Linked DNA regions of Homo sapiens: region 1 is linked to region 2. A link is a loop called in an ENCODE intact Hi-C map of the cell type or tissue named here. Cell type or tissue: sigmoid colon. All regions are shown on one strand.

Region 1 (2,500 bases), 540 kb before region 2:
GGCGTGAACCCGGGAGGCGGAGCTTGCAGTGAGCCGAGATCGCGCCACTGCACTCCAGCCTGGGTGACAGAGCAAGACTCCGTCTCAGAGGAAAAAAAAAAAGTGTGGGGGCCACCACTAAGACTGCAGCTGTAGATGTTTGTCCTTCTCACACTAATCCACACACTACCTGCAGTAATTCATCAGAATTACTACAGATGCTTCTGGACTCATGATGCCGTTATGTCCCAATAAACCCATCATCAGTTGAAAATATCGTAAGTTGAAGATGTATTTTATACATCTAATCTACCAAACATCACAACTTAGCCTACACTACTTTAAGTATGTTCAGAACACTTACATTAGCCCAGCACTGCAAGAGAGCATTGTGCCACATATCACTGGCCCTAGAAAAGATCAAAATTCAAAGTATGGTTTCTACTGAATGTGTGTCATTTTCACACCATTATAAAATCAAAAAATTGTAAGTTGAACCATTGTAAGTTCGGACCATCCGTTCTGAGGCATCACTGAGCTGGCTTCTGCTCCAGGTAAGGAGATCTCAGCTGGACTTCTTGGAAGAGCCTTTCTCTCCAGAACCCAGATGGAGATTTGGCCTCCAAACCCAGTTTTCTGATAGATCCAGAGAAAGTCATTGATTTTCCAGTTTCCCGTATTTTTCTTGTAAGGATGAGAGCGCTTCTAACCTTTTCATATATCAGAATTGAAATCAGAAGTCCTCTAGAGAGACCACTTTAGATAGAAGGTCAGGGAACACTGAAAGTGACATTAGAATTGAGCTCCAAAAATAAGCAGGAACACAACAGCCCTGCCAGGCAGGTAATGGTACCATTTTACAGACAACAGTCCTAGGGCTAGAGAGAGAAAGTGATTTTGCCAAGAGTCAAAGCCCAAGGCTTTGAAAGGGCCCAGCCGGCTTCAAAGTCAATCCTTTCTTCATTCCACCAAGCAGCCTCAAACTCGTAATGCAAAGGGAGAGGCTGGAGGAGCCATCTGTCTATGGAAATGCTCAAATATATTCAGAGACTTTGAAATTGTGCCTTCTGGCTGGGCACGGTGGCTCATGCCTGTAATCCCAGCACTTTGGAAGGCCAAGGTGGGCAGATCACCTGAGGTCAGGAGCTCAAGACCAGTCTGACCAACATGGCGAAACCTCATCTCTACTAAAAAAAAAAATACAAAAATTAGCTGGGTGTGGTGGCGCATGCCTGTAACTCCAGCTACTCGAGGGGCTGAGACAGGAGAATTGCTTGAACCCAGGAGAGAGAGGTTGCAGGGAGCCAAGATCGTGCCACTGCACTCCAGCCTGGGCAACAGAGCAAGACTGTGTCTCAAAAACAATAACAACAAAAAGAAATTGTGTCTTCTTTTAGTTTTGCCTCAAATAAGCAAATTGAGTTTAAAGCTAAGCAAGTGTGTTATGGTGACTAGAGCTCTGGGCAGGGAGCCAGGAGACCTCAGCAGTAGCCTGGCTCTAGCAGGAGATTGCTGGTGACTTTGGGGAAGTGCTTACTCTCCCTGGGTTTTATTTTTTTCATCCTTAAAATAAGAAATCATAGACAAATCACAGGAAGTTTTTTTTGCATAGTTTTTTTCTTTTTTAACAGGAAGTTTTGAGTAGCCTGAGAACATTGAATTTTTCCATTGAATATCATTCTCCTTTGCTGTCTGTAGGCCGAAGAGAGTTAACTCTGCCTCAAGGGAGAGATTATCCATGTGAACCTCAGCTCTGGTTCAGGTTCTGATGAAGGGTTTAGAGCAAGTCAGATGAAATAGGGTGCAGACAAGGACAAGTTCTCCACCTTGCTGGCACCCTAAAGGTACAAATTTTCTGGACAAATCCTGGCCTCTGGCCCCAGGTAAAGCCTCAGCATAGGTGATATTGACCATTCTCATTGTTGATGTGCTCATGGCCTTATTTAATTCTTCTTCAGTGCTCATCTCACTGAGGACAGCTATAAAGATGAAGCCAGGGAAAGAACAGAAGCCACTGTGCAGATCATCTTGGATAGTCTAGGGGCTCATTAATTTGGCAGCCCCAGACTGGGTCTAACTGACAGCAGCCCACATTATGATGCTGGGCTAGGCTGTCTCGGGGAAGCCAGCTGTCTTCAGGCTTGCATGACCAGGTTCAGATTTGAGGTGGAAATTGCGCAAATGCAGTGATGCTCCGTATGTGTTTCACATGGCCACCCACACATCTCTTCATTCGGATGGAGACTGAATTAAAACTCCAACTCTACCTTTTCCTTGCTCTACGACCTTGACCAAGTCACTAATCTCTTTAAGCCTCCAGTTCTCCTCTTTAAGAGGATAGTAATGCTTTCCTTACAGAACTGATGTAAGGCTGGCAGATAATGTATGTAAAGCACTTAGCATGGTACAAGGCAGATCATGAGCATGTGGTCATTGGTAGTTACAGTCTTAACTATTACAACAATTAACTATTATAACAATTAAGTTAATAGTTATAACCATTTAGTACCTAGCCACTGAG
Region 2 (2,500 bases):
AAGTATCGTGGTACATTCTGGAAACTACCAGTAGTTCCATATGGGTGCGATTTAGAGTAGCAGTGGGGAATATGGGCTAGGATAAAACTAAGATGTAAAGTGGCTACCTCCTGAATGGTCCTGTATGTCGTGCCAAGCTTCCAAACTTTACAGTTAGACCAGGGGTTGACAAACTTTCTCTGTAAGTGGCTGGGGGCAACTAGTTTGGACTTTGTGAGCCATGTGGTCTTATTTGCCACTGCTCAGCTCAGCTGTGGTAGCACGAAGGCAGCCATAGACAATATACAAATGAATGGGAGTGTCTGTGTTCTAATAAAACTACTTTATTTACAAAACCAGGTGGAAGGCTGGGTTTGGCCTAGAGGTCATAGTTTGCCAACACCTCTTCTACATCACGGAGAGTTAAAAAAGTTTTAACCGGGCAAGTAACATCACATTTGAGTTTCAGAAAAATTATCTCAATGGTAGTGCAAAGAATGTACCAGGCAATAGCAGGACAAGGGAGAAGAGGATTATTTCAGAGACAGTGATAATAACCTAGGCAAGATACAGAGAAGCCATAATCCAAACCACTGAGGAATGAAATAATGTATGAGAGAGTAAAAGATGTGAAGAGAGTACAATCAGTAAAATGGTCATGGATTAAAGTGCACGAAAGACAGGAAGGAGGAGTACTTTAGTCTCAATGGCACAATATATTATATTTCTGATAGAATAAGAGGAAAAGAAACTACATTTAGTAGAAATATATTGGGTTTAGTTTTGAGCTTCCTGAGGTTCAGCCAGAAATCTGACCAACTACTATATAAATGACCCATGATGCCCTCTGTATGTTAGTCCCTAGGTTGTTTATTTCTTCATGGCAGGCTAAGACCTATTAGCTCAAAAGCATACTAGTCCAAAACTCAAATTGCTACACACCCAATTGTTTTAAATATAGCTCAAACAAGCAGATTTTTAGCCATTTGGAGCCTGCCTGCTTTGCATACCCCACAAAACTGCATCTAACATCTGCTAGCTATAGATAGAATAAAACCCTGGGTATTTAATACCCCAAGTTGCTACTGCCACTTGGAGCTCTCTGACCCAAAGACTTCATGCCTTGCTACTGCGAGACAGAAACTAGACATGTAAACCCCTCTCCGATACTCCTTTTCCCTAAGAGTTCCCTTGCCCTCCTACCCATGGTCTCATGCTGCAGGGGCTGATGTTTCAGACACATCAGCCAAATAAAGCATGTGCGTGCTACTGCCACCTCGTGGTCATATCTTTTTCCTTGATCAGTTCCACAATTCCCCAAACTCCATAATTACAGAGATCCATGAAAGCTTTGTTGGTATATGTCGGATATTTGATGTCAAAGGAGTGGGTGATTTTTCTGAGGAAGACCGTATAGAGTATGAAGAGGAGGTCAAGGATGAAAACCTTACAGATTCCTCAGGAGATGTCATTACATAACATCCGGGAACAAGATAAGAAGCTTGAAAAGAAATTACTAAGAAGGAAATAAGACAGCAAGCTGGGAGTACTATAAAGGAAAGAAGCAATTTCAAGAAAAAAAGAATGGTCTAGTTTTAGTTCCACAGAGAGGTCAAAAAAGGCTAGACCTGAAGCCAATTTACTGTATTTGGATATTAGGGGCTCCTTGCAGGAGCAGTTTCAGTGGAATAATCAGGACAGAGCCCTGATGGTAGTGAGTTGAAAAGTGCCTAGAAAGTGAGAGAAATTTTGAAGAGTTAAGCAATAGAGAGTGAGAACAATATAAGCCCTGATATGGATTGCTGAGTGACACAGAGATTTTCAATGAGGACGGAGACTGTAAATAACAATTCATACATCATGTGCTTTTCTGTAGGTCTACAGACACCCAGAAGGACAACCAGGGAAGGAAAGATTGCGTTGATCTAAGGAGGAAGATTTTAAGGGCAGGAATCTTAGGTAGATAAACAAATGTGTGGAACTACTGTAGATGTTGGTGAGAGCATGGCATGTTGAATCACAATATTTACACAGGATAGGGAGAACAAGAATCTTTGACTAAGTTAAGGCCCTAGGCCCTAAAATACAGATAATTTAAAAGACTTGGGTTTCCAAAAAGTGTTCACTGTAGGAATGTTAGGAATGAGAGATGAGAAAGCTGTATGAACAACACATTATAAAAGTTCATATCTGGTGCTGTGGAAAGAGAACTGGGCTTGATATCAAACTAAGATCTGACTGTGATTCTGTCACTTCCTAGCAGGCTGACCTTGGATGAATCGTCCATTGACTCTGAGCTCAGTTGAATGGTAAGATGGGAAAATTTACTTTTCTATGGCATTCGTTGGTATCAGACTCAAGGGAAATATTAATAGGTGTGATGATGTTTTATGCATATGTAAAATTGATGCACAGTAAGGTCTGTGGCATGTTAGGATGTCCATATTACTCTTGATTGTCTTTATACATAGTCACTCCTTATCCACCATTTTGCTTTTTGTGGTTTCAGTTACCCAAGGTC

The links. Hi-C counts contacts between places; a loop is a spot of excess contacts. Peaks named below come from ENCODE experiments on the same cell type or tissue, not always from the same donor. Only the 100,000 strongest peaks of a DNase experiment are listed, where the experiment ranks them.
Region 1: a loop joins it to region 2, with 10 times the contacts of the local background. A loop is called at or near these places in 40 of 110 quality-filtered maps.

Annotation. Positions count from the first base shown.
Region 1 is chr10:80,387,019-80,389,518 of GRCh38, forward strand. No RefSeq gene overlaps it. Among named protein-coding and RNA genes, the nearest start is that of PRXL2A, 20 kb to the right of the region's middle. In sigmoid colon, no CTCF peak of the experiment used is centred here; a DNase peak (open chromatin) is centred at 1,463.
Region 2 is chr10:80,923,274-80,925,773 of GRCh38, forward strand. No RefSeq gene overlaps it. Among named protein-coding and RNA genes, the nearest start is that of LINC02655, 270 kb to the left of the region's middle. In sigmoid colon, a CTCF peak has its summit at 1,256 (motif pointing left); no DNase peak of the experiment used is centred here.